Regions from separate parts of the Homo sapiens genome. Here region 2 is linked to region 1. The links are chromatin loops, found by intact Hi-C in ENCODE. Cell type or tissue: sigmoid colon. All regions are shown on one strand. Links, peaks and the distances in the headings refer to the core of each region. The heading gives the core; the rest is flanking DNA.

What was found. Hi-C counts contacts between places; a loop is a spot of excess contacts. Peaks named below come from ENCODE experiments on the same cell type or tissue, not always from the same donor. Only the 100,000 strongest peaks of a DNase experiment are listed, where the experiment ranks them.
Region 2: a loop joins it to region 1, with 5 times the contacts of the local background. A loop is called at or near these places in 7 of 110 quality-filtered maps.

What each region holds. Positions count from the first base shown.
Region 1 is chr11:76,149,164-76,155,064 of GRCh38, forward strand. No RefSeq gene overlaps it. Among named protein-coding and RNA genes, the nearest start is that of WNT11, 54 kb to the right of the region's middle. RefSeq lists enhancers at 2,794-3,674, 3,326-3,415, 4,316-4,375. In sigmoid colon, for the core only: CTCF peaks have their summits at 3,197 (motif pointing left) and 3,398; a DNase peak (open chromatin) is centred at 3,178; H3K4me3 peaks cover 610 bases; H3K27ac peaks cover 888 bases.
Region 2 is chr11:75,703,902-75,709,802 of GRCh38, forward strand. All of the region lies in intron 1 of LOC105369392 (a long non-coding RNA gene), which reads right to left. Among named protein-coding and RNA genes, the nearest start is that of MOGAT2, 11 kb to the right of the region's middle. In sigmoid colon, for the core only: a CTCF peak has its summit at 2,533 (motif pointing right); a DNase peak (open chromatin) is centred at 2,570.

The DNA of each region.
Region 1 (5,901 bases), core at 1,720-4,219:
TTAAGAGGGAGGAGCAAATCCGGGGGACATCTCTGTGCAGGGAGTGGAAAAACTGAGCACCTCACAGCATTGTGCTATGGGGTGTGGAGCAACTTTAAGGGGGAAAAATGTGTATTTATAACTGCCGGAAATGCGATATAACTGTCAAAAGTCCATGAGGTCGGCCGTGTACATAATGACTCACAGGCATAAAAGGGGCGGGGGTAAGAGGGGCAGGAGGTGCTTCTTTGAGGACTCCCCTTAGCTGTGTCTGACAGGCAGGTCGAGGGGGTGAAACGGGGCCAGGGCTACCAGCCAGGGTAAGAAGCAAGAACAAAGGCGTTGCTGGGAACCTGCATTACTCGTGCGTTTAATGGTTACTGACTGCACACTGCACACCAAGCGCTGGACTAGGCTCCAGGGTGAGAAATGCACAAGGCAGACACAGTGCCTGCCCTCAGGAAGCTGCCAGGCCTGTGGCTGAGACAGGAAAGTACAGAGGGCACAGAGCTGCGCTGGAGCTGGGTGTAAGGCAGGTAGTTGGGGAGGGGAGGACTGAGCCTGTGTCTGAGGGCCGGGGGCAGGGGATATGGCTGGGTGGGGGGAAGGAGGGGGATCTGTGCACAGGGTTAGCAGAAGAGCGGCCAGAACAGAGGCCCAAGGAGCTTCCCCCAAGGCTGAGCGTGGAAGACTGTGGGACTAGACACAGGACAGAAACCATGGAGATGGGGAAGGGTCAACAGGGCCAAAGACCCAGGAGCCATGGGAGGTGAGGGCAGGCACAGCCTGAAGCCCTTGGTGACCTCCATGGGAGCTGTTTCAGGGTTGGGGAGCAGCAAGGAAGCAAGGGGCAGTGGGCGTGCACAGTGGGGAAGTAGAGACAGTGAGTGTAGACAACTCTTGCGAGTTTAGCTATAAAGTGCTGGAGAAAAATATGGGTGGGAGTTGGAGGGGACTGTGAGACCGAAGGAAGATTTCCTGTAAATGCGAGTGGGATGGAGCCAGTAGCAGGGAGAAGGCAAAGGTTCAGGAAGAAGACGGGACAATGAAAGGAGCAAGGCCCCAGAGAAAATTTGGGGTGACAGGGGAGAAGGGGGAGCCCCAGGGCATGGTGAGGACAGCAAGGAAGGGTGGCCGGGCAGGAGTGGGCTGAGCTGTCCATCTGCATGGGTGGGAGGCTGCAGGCGAATTTCCCGCCTGGCCCCTGAAGAGGGACAGCCTGGGATGGGGGCCTGACTGGAGTGACTATTCCAGGGTACAGGCCAGGGCAGAAGGGGCACCATGAAGGTGGCTTGGAGCTTCTTGGGCCTTTTGAAGGAGATTCCTGAGGTTTATGGGAAGGGGTGGTTTGCTGCCCCTGAGTTCAGCATGCCTGGATTATAATCACCTCCTCCCCAGGCGCTCTTCAGCTACTCTTGTGCCCTCTAGCCCACTCTCCACATGGCAAGCACCTGACCTGTCCTAAACACAGCTCTCACCCTATGAGAACTGTTACATAAAAGAAAGCAACATTTACTTACCTTTGCTATATGCATTGTACACACTAGTTAACTGGATAGTTGGTGAAGGGAAGTTTCTCTTATATAAATATTCCAAGTAAAAAGATTCAGAAGGGATCATAGAATTAGGCTGTCAGCTCTTCGCAACTCCTAAATAATGAGCACGTCTAAGACAATGCTCATCAATGGCACAGAAAGGCAGGCAACCAGACACCTGATGCCTCCTGATGGAAAAGCACACACCTTTGAAATAGCCTTGGCATAAGTTTGACCCTGAATATAATGAAGCATCTATCCGTGCTGTCCAAAGACAGCAGACACCAGCCACATGGAGTTCTGAAGTCATTGAACAGTGGCTAATCCACATTGAGATGTGCTATGAACACAATCCACACTGAACTGCAGAGACTTTGTACAAAAAAGAATGTAAATTCTTTTGTATTAATTTTTATATTGATGACGTTAGAATGATAATATTTTGAATATATTGAGTTAAGTAAGATACAATTAATTTCATCCATTTCTTTTTGCTTTTTAAAATGTTACTACCTGAAAATCTAAAATTACATATGTGACTTGCACTTGTGGCTCACATGATTTACTATTGGGTGGTACTGCTCTGGATCTAACTACCAGTTTATGGGAAATTCAAAGGGCAGATGAGCCTTTAACACCAGGAAAATGCAATCAGAAAAATCCAGACGGTTGGAAACCCCGCAGGACGAGCCACCTGGTTTCTCCAATAAATATATTGAAAGAAAAAATACATAGAAGAAGGGAAAACCTATTAACAAGAGACTCAAGAGACATATAAATCAATCCCATTATGAACCGTGCTTGGTTCCTGTAAACTAAACAAACTGAAAAAAAGAAATTAAGGGACAATCAAAATGGAAGCACTGACTAAATATGATATGAAGGACTTGTTATTTGTTTAGGTGTGATAATAGCATTGTGGTTTTGGTTTTTTAAGTCTTTGTTGCTTAGATGCATAGAGAAATATTTACAGATGAGATGCATCTGTCTGGGATTGGGGATAGGGTGTGAATGGGGTGTGGAGGAAACAAGATTGGCTATGGATGATGGATGACAGGTGACTGGAGTCCGCTGTGCCTTGTGGCACACACCCTGCCCTCCAGCCAGGTGGATGCACTTGCCATTCCCAGAACGCCCTGCTCCTGCAGCCCTGGGGCCTTTGCCGCCATGATGTCTCTGCCTAGAATCTTCCCCCCTAACCCACAGCAAACCTCTGTCCACCTGTATGCCAGAGCTCAGCTACCCTCTTCTCCTCTTTGAAGTCCTCTCTGACGTCTTCCCCACTCTCCACCCACCCACTCTCCCTCCTTTGTGTTCCCCCACTACCTGTGTGTGCTTCCAGCACAGCCCTTCCTACATGTCCCTACGTGTATGTTTCCCTATCTGTCACCTTCAGTAGCCCATGAGCTCCCACGGGGCAGGCGCGGGATTTTAAGGCACAGCTTGTGCTCAGGAAAACTGGATAGATTCGTCTTGGTGTGTTGAGTGTCCATTTTACAGAGGAAGCAGTTGGGACCCGGAGAAGTTAGTCTTGGCTAAGTTCACAGAGCTAAAAAGTGACAGAGCTAGGACTTGAAATCAGGACCTTTGAGTCACGTCTCTGCCTGACCTCAGCCCTGCGGGCCCCGTTCCCGCCATTCCTTCCTGCCTCTCACGTTGACTGGGCTCCCCCTGTCGGTCGGCACTGGCTGAACAGCCATGGAGTGGCGCTTTGGGGAAACCACGGGCGACCAGGAAAGATCTCAGGCAAGCCTCGGGTAAGTGAGCTGTAAACTGAGACCTGAACCCAGACACAGCCCATGCCAGGCCGAGCGAAGAGCCTGTGCAGGGGCTTGGAGTAGAGAAGAGCACGGCTCCTGTGAAGGATTCAGAGGCTGGAGCTGGGCGATGGGCCACCGCGCGGAGGAGGCGCGGGCGGTGGTCCGAGTTCCTCAAGGGATCTACAGACGGCGCCCCTCCTACCCAGGGTGTTTCCTGATGATTGTATTTTGTATTTCAGCGTTGATGATTTTTTTTTTCACTACTTCACCCCCTCCCAAACGCCCAAAACTGCCTGGTGATTTTTTTTTTTTTTTTCAAAGTGCATCCTGACCCCTCTGGCTGCCTCCATAGACTCAGCTTTAGTCCCGGCCCATCCTGCTGGCACAAGGAAGCCACCGCATGTGATGGGGTGTAATTTACAGCCACAACCCTAATGTGCAGAAATATCACTTTATTTCCCCGTAACTGTCCTCACCCGAACCTGTTTTGGCCGCTGGCAGCAAAACGCTTATCTGACCACTTCAAGGCAACTCATTCATCTCTAGTTAAAGATTATCCCCTAGGGGGTAAATGCTCAAATTCCCCAAATTTCCTGACCTCACCCCTTCTGGCCCCAGGGACCAGGCTTCAGGCAAGTGTCTCCTGACCTGCCCGTGGTGTGGCTCATCTGGGTGTCAGGGGCCGGCCCCACTGCAGAGGCCCTTCCTTGGTTCTCACCCTGGGACCCTGTGCCCCAGGGCAAGGCCCACTCGGCTCCCTTGGGGCTCAGCCACCTAGCCCACTTTCCCTCACTGCTGAGATCAGGCCACCTGCATGGACTTCTCTACTCTGCTGGTTGGCTGTCCTGCACCCTGAGGAACACGGAGGACTTCTATGAAGGCTTGCCTGGCTCTTCCTGGCAGGCCTTGGGCAGTCAGGTCCCTGTTTCCCATTTAGAACCCAGAAGGGGACAGGGACCGGAGAGGAAGTGCTTCTCTCCAGCTCCACGAATCTTTTGACTTTGGGCTTCCTGCCTTCCAAATAGCCCCCACTGCAGCTGTTCACACCTTCACTTCCTCTTTCAAAGGTGAGAAGACTCCTACATCATCACCAGCGTGTATTTTTCTCTCCTCTATGGCTTTTGTTTGTTTGCTTGTTTTGATGGTTGTACATTCAAAGTCCTCCAGGCTCTGTCTGGTCAGAAGTCACACATCCTCTCCTTGCTCAACAAAGCCTGGCCTTGTGGGGAAAGCTTGGCTTTCCAGACAGGCAGCATTTCAACTCCCTTTATCGTTCTGGGCTGTATCCACTCTGCCCTGGAGGCAGTAAATGGGGGAATTGGTGAAGGAGTCAAAGGAATGACTAACACCCCAGCCTCGGCTGCTGCTCTCACTGCCACAGAGCAGGGACAGAGCAGGCGACTGGACGCACGAAGCATTCCTGCTGAGTGAAGTCCCAGGGATGTTGGGGCCTGCAGCCCAGACAAAGGAGCCCTAGAGATTCGGAGGGAGAGAAATAAGTTGTCATTGACCTGTAGTGTGGGCATGTTAAAGGCTGAGGAACTGGCAGTGTGGCATGTGGCAGGATTGCCAGGGTCACAGGATAGACAGTGATTTAGTTTCAGCAAAATATCATCCACCACGTTAATATTGCTAATATGAATTTAATTGGCTTAGTAGTTTTGTGTGGTTTTAATTTGTAAACTTGTTTTGGTTTAATGGTTGTGGGAGAGCTATAGACCTTAGTTTATATTTAGTTTTTAGTTTGTAAAATGTTCTCGAGAGTGAAAATGGAAGAATGGAACAGTCTATAATAATTCTTCCTTGCAATTCATCATCCGTCCTCCACACCACCCGGAAAAAACAGGACCCAGGAGGACATGGAAACAGTCTTTATTTCAGGGTTGTGCCATAGCTGCCCACCCTATGAGAGGAGGTGGGAAGCCCTGGGAGGGCTGGCTTCACCCGTCCCCAACCTGGGTCTTCCTTCTAGATCCTTGGGTGCCCTTTGTGGCTAGGCCCTCTCCTCTAGACTCTCTGGCCCCTGAACTATTTCCCCTGATGCCTTTAACCCCTGGGTTTCCCTCCCTCTTTGAGTTCAACCTTTTCTTTTCTTTTCTTCAGCCCCTGGAGGGTCCAGGCTGTGGAAGGGGCTGTGGCTCCTGTTGGCAGCGCATCCACCAGACAGACTCTGACCATTTGCAGCGCCAAGTGGGGTCCCTCCTGGCCTCACTGTGCCCAAAGTGTTTCTGTCTCTCACTCCACCACGGCTGCATTCCCAAATGCCCCCTCTGACTTCTGGGTTCAGTGTGTGCCAGGCTTCAGGAAAGAGGGGGAGAAGGAAAAGATCCCACCTTGGCACAGACTTCTTTAGGCGATATTACAAAGAAAAATCAGGTTTCAACCTTAGGGGGTCTCTACAGGAATTTTTAACCTTGAAATAATCCCTACATTATTTATTGTATGGTGTTGTAGGCCTCACTAGGGAATTTTTACTTGATCTTCAGTGCAATGGGAAACTTTGGAAGGGCTGTCAGCATGGAGAGTGACATGCTCTAGCATAGGTTTTCTTTTCTTTTTTTTTTTTTGAGACGGAGTGTTGCTTCGTCGCCCAGGCTGGAGTGCAGTGGCACCATCTCAGCTCACTG
Region 2 (5,901 bases), core at 1,233-3,732, 450 kb before region 1:
TGGACAGAATGGCCACAGCTCCTGAGCTGAGGACTTGTCTAGTTTTGCATTAAATTGTATCCCAGTAGTTAGATAAACAAGGCTGGGAATGTCTGGGTTGAACCCAGCTAAATGGGCTCCTTACAGCAGGACTTCTCAGAGCCTTTACCCCATGCTGGATACTGTGACACTCTAAACTTCATTCACCATGGAACCTTTACGAGATAACAACATTTCAAACAGAACACAGTTTGAGCAGTGCTGCATAGGCCAGGCTACTGCATGGGGTGTTCAGCCAGAAGAAAAGAAACCTCAGAAGAGCAGGCACTCCCTTCAGCTCTCAGAAGGGCTATAGTGGGAAGAGACAGCCTTAGTTCCAAGTTCCTTTATTCAACAAGCACACCTGGGTGCTGAGGACAGATTGGTGAATTACATAAACCTGTTTCCTGCCCTAAAGGAGTTTACCATCTATTGTAATAGATAAGGGCTGTGGAGAAATAGACAGGGTACAAAGAGAGGAAATAGGGTGTTCAGAGAAGGTGTCATTTAAACCAAGACCTGGGCTGGGTGCGCTGGCCCACGCCTGTAATCCCAGCACTTTGGGAAGCTGAGGTGGATCACCTGAGGTCAAGAGTTCAAGACCAGCCTGGCCAACATGGTGAAATGCTGTCTCTACTAAAAATACTAAAAAAAAAAAAAAAAAAAAAATTAGCTGGGTGTGGTGGCATGCACCTGTAGTCCCAGCTACTCAGGAGGCCGAGGCAGGAGAACTGCTTGAACCCAGGAGGCAGAGGTTGCTGTGAGCCGAGATCGTGCCATTGCACTCCAGCCTGAGTGACAGAGTGAGACTCCGTCTCAAAACAAAACAAAACAAAAAACCAAGACCTGAAGGAGGACTCGGCAGCACACAGAGTGAGGGGAATGGGCACTCCAGGCCAAAGGAACAGCATGAGCAAAGGCCCTCAGGTGGCTGGCAAAGAATATGGCCTAGTTGAGGAATCAGAAGGATGAAAGGAAGGCAGTGTGGTTAAAACCCAGTGGACATGGATGGAGAAGAGGAGAGGCTTGCTGGGAGAAGGTGCTGGAAATACTAGGTTACACAGGCACTTTGGGCCACAGTGAATAGTTGAAAGTCAGCATATACGTGTTAAGCGAGAAACTGCATAATTAAAACACACAAACACAGACACACAGAACAGTAACAAGCCCATTGTTTGGAGAATAGACAGGGAGAGGCTAGAGGGCAATATTGCATCTGCTGTTTCCACAGTGTCCAGGACAGTTCCTGGTAAGCAGCATGTGCTCATCAATGATTTGTTGAATGAATAAATCAATAAGAGAGGTAGGAGGCTGGGTGCGGTGGCTCAGGCCTGTAATCCGAGCACTTTGGGAGGCTGAGGCAGAAGGATCATTTGAGGTCAAGGGTTCGAGACCAGGTTGGCCAACATAGTGAAAACCCGTCTCTACCAAAAAGACAAATAATTAGCCAGGTGTGATGGCCCACACCTGTAGTCCCAGCTACTCAGGAGGCTGAGGCAAGAGAACCGCTTGAACCCACAAGGTGGAGATTGCAGTGAGCCGAGATGGAGCCACTGTACTCCAGCCTGGGTGACAAAGCGAGACCCTGTCCCCCCGCCCCAAAAAAGAGGTAGAAACATTAGCATGAAGGCTATTGCAGAAGTCCCTGCAGTTGAGGGTGACTTGGAGATGGAAAATGGATGGGAAGAAGCGGTTGCATTCAAGGTATATTTTGGAACTAGAAGCAACAGGACCTGTTCATGGGTTGAAGGTGAAGGTGTAAGGTAAGGGAGGAATCTAGAATGTTTCCTGGGTTTCTGCCTTGAGTAACTGGCTGGAGGATGATGTCATTTCCTGTGAAGGGGAAGATTGGGAGAGATTAAGGGATATAGTCCTGGGTGACCAGGAAGAGAAGCAAGATGCCACCCCTGAACATGTTGGGTTTGAGGTGCCTCGGAGCTACCCAAGTGAAGATACCCAGTTGGCAGTCTGGAGCCCAGAGAAGGGTGAGGGGTGGAGATCTAAACTTGGGAGGCATCGTGCGCAGATGGGTTTTAAAACCATGTCATGAGCAAGATCACCCGGGGAGAGAGGGCAAATAAAGAGAGAAGAAGGCCAGGAACTAGGTGGGTTCAAAACAGTCTTATTAAAACAAACAAACGAAAAAAGAAAGCAGATGAAGAAAGGGGGCGTTACTGTGGTGAGCTGGAGCGATTTGTTTAATACCTCTGAGTTTGTTTCCTCCTCCGTCAAATGAGATAATAATTCCTTCTCATTGGACACACTCCAAAGCTTGCCTGACCACGGACGGGGGCTCAACCGCTGATGGAGTCCGAGCAAAGCTCAGAATTCTCCATCCTGACAAGTCCTGGAGAGGGACAGACTTAACTCTCCTCCAGCCAAAGGCAGCAGGACTAGAGCCTTTAGCCACCTCGGTGGGTGATCCTCCTTATAGCTCGGGCCCTTGCCATGCTTCTCCCGAGCCTGAGCCCGCCCCACGCTGGGCACCAAGTCCACCTTGTCCGCAGCTTCTCAGAATGACCACCAGAGGGCGCAGTTCCTCACCGCGGGCGCTTGCCTGCCTCCTCCCCGCTGCCTCCTCTCCTCCCTCTCATTCCCCTCCTACTGCGCCTCCGCTGGATCCTTCATCCTAACGTCCCTCCCACTTGCCCTGCACGAGGCTCTGTGTCTAACATTGAGGACATGGGGTCCCGGAGCCTGAGGATTTCATGGGCTGGGCAACAAAGGAGAACAGTTATAATCGTGGAGGGAGAGTATGATGAAGGGGAAAGTAAGGGCTGGGGTAAAGAGGCCCAAATTAAACCTAAATTCTGCCGCCTATTAACTGCGAGACCTTAGATACACGGCTTCACTTCCCAGAGCCTGGCGGGACTAACCTATGTTGGAGGGTTGTTGTGAGAGGTACATGACATGTCAGTTTGTATATGTGCCGGCTAGTGATTCTAACAGCATCCACCTCAGAAGGCTGCTTTGAGAATTAAATGAAATAATACACATAGGTTGCCTATTTAATAGTAGACACTCAAAAATCCTAGCTCTTTAAGAAGTATTAATATAAAGAACAACTCACAGTAGGCCCTTAACGCTAGTTCTTTCCCCTATAATTCTATCCCCATCCCTAGTCTGTGGATTTGGAAACAGGCCCAGAGAGGGTCTGTGCTTCCTCAAGGTCACCTAAGGAATGAGAAGCAGAACCGGTACCTGTCATTCTTCTGTGCCCGGCCTAAAGCCAGTAGCACAGACAGAAATCCCGGGTCCTTAGGGCCAAACTGTCAAAAAAAAAAAAAAGTCCTCTTCATTCTTTGCTAAGGGCAAGAGGCCACCAGGGCAGGCCAGGCCTTGCCAGCAGAGGTGGGCACTCAGCACCCAGTGGCTAATGGGGTCCTCTGTATGGCACCCACCAGCAGCACTTGGCTTTGGTCGCAGGTTCATTTGGTTATTTCTTGTTAGATGAATCAGCCTGCTGGCTGAGAGCTCTGAGGCATTCAAGACCTTTAAAAACTGGGCCTAGTGAGGAGCACCTCTGCCCAGCCGCCCCACCATCTGGGAAGTGAGGAGCCCCTCTGCCCGTTCACCACGCAACCCTCCAGGTTCCCCTGAACCCAACATGTTCAAGGGTGGACTTTTGCTTCTCTTCCTGGTCACCCAGGACTATATCCCTTGATCTCTCCCAATCTTCCCCTTCAGAGGAAATGACTTCTGTGTGATCTTTCTGCCCTTCCCAAGTTTGCATTTTTGACATTAAAGTTTACTTTTAAATTAAAAAAAATAAAAAATAAAAAATAAAAACTGGGCCTAATATAATTCCTAATTTTTAGTTCCATGCTTGTCTTCTCCCACTCCTCCACCACTTTATGTTCCAGATACTTTCATTCATCCATTCATGCATGCATGCATGCATGCATTCATTCATTCAATACATTCTCTAATATATGCCAGACCAGAAGGTCTTGCCAGGAGGTCTACAAATAATCTATAGTTAACATCATGCTTAATGATGAGAAACTGGATCCTTTCCCCTTAAGCTTGGGAACCAGGCGAGGATGTTGTCTCTTACCATCTAGTGCAATAAAACAAACGAATAAAAAGAAATAAAAGTTATACAGATTGGGAAGGAAGAAATAAAACTCTTTACTCACAGGTGACGTCGCCGTCTATGTAAAAAAAACCCCAAAGAATCTACAAAAAGTCTCCTGGAACTAGGAAGTTGCCGAGACCAGCTTGGTGGGAGAGACCCTAACCCAGCAGCGCTGGAGGAATTAAAGACATACACACAGAAATATAGAGGTGTGGAGTGGGAAATCAGGTGTCTCACAGCCTTCAGAGCTGACAGCCTCGAAAAGAGATTTACCCACGTATTTATTAACAGCAAGCCAGTGATAAGCATTGTTTCTATAGATTATAGATTAACTTAAAGTATTCCTCAGGGAAACAAAGGGATGGGCCAAAATAAAGGGATGGGTTTGGCTAGTTATCTGCAGCAGGAGCATGTCCTTAAGGCACAGATGGCTCATGCTATTGTTTGTGATTTAAGAACGTCTTTAAGCGGTTATCTGCCCTGGGTGGGCCAGGTGTTCCTTGCTCTCATTCCGGTAAACCCACAACCTTTGTCACGGCCATCACGAACATGTCACAGTGCTGCAGAGATTTTGTTTATGGCCAGTTTTGGGGCCAGTTTATGGCCCGATTTTGGGGGCCTATTCCCAACAGAAGTAAAAATGGCAAGGTCCCAGGACACAAGATCAATATATACAAAAGTTAATTCCTCTTTATTTAATTTATACATTTAATGCAACCCCAACAAAAACATCAATAAACTTTTTTTTTTTGTGGAACTAGACATGTTGATACTGAGCCTCATATGGAAGACGCTGTCTTTAATGTTTTCCTGGCTAATCCTTCATACCTATTTTTCCATATAATGCTCAGTATCAACTTGTTTAGTTCCATTAAAAAGTTGATTAGTGGCCGGACACAGTGGCTCATGCCTGTAATCCTAGCACTTTGGGAGGCTGAGGTGGGCAGATCATGAGGTCAGGAGTTCGAGACCAGCCTGGCCAATATGGTGAAACCCCATCTCTACTAAAAAATATAAAAATTAGCTGGGTGTGGTGCTGCGCACCTGTATTCCCAGCCACTCAGGAGACTGAGGCAGGAGAATTGCTGGAACCCAGGAGGCGGAGGTTGCGGTGAGCCAAGATCACGCCACTGCACTCCAGCCTGGGTGACAGAGCGAGACTCCATCTCAAAATAAAAATTTATTGGTGTTCTTACTGGGATTGCATTAAATTTATAAATTAAATAAGAAGGAACTTATATTTTTATGATGTTGAGACATCCTAAACAGGAACAAGTGATGTCTTTTCGTTTATTTTACTTCTACTTGAGCATCTTCCAGGAGTGTTGTAAAGTTCTTCTTATATAGCTTTTGCATATTTCTTATTACGTTTATTCCTAAGTAGTTCATCTTCTTTGTTACTATATAAATAGAGTTTTCTCCTTCATTATATTCCCTAACTAGACATTGCTTGTGTATACTGAGGTTATTAATTTTTGTATGTTAATTTTATATCCTGCTATTTCACTGAATTTTCCGTTATCTGGATTAATTTTACCATTCATTCTCTAGGGTTTTCGGGGTATGCAATCATATCATCTGCAAGGGATAAATTTACTCCTTTTCCCCCAAATTCTTGTTTCCTATTGATTTCTCTGACTGCTTTGCCTAATATCTCCAGTACAACATAGAATAGTAGAGGGCCTCTTTGTTTTTTCCTGCACTTAGCAGAAACACTTCCAGTATTTCCCCATTCAAATTCTAGCTTTAACAGGAGTTTGAGACACACCTGGCCAACACGGTGAAACCCCGTCTCTACTAAAAAT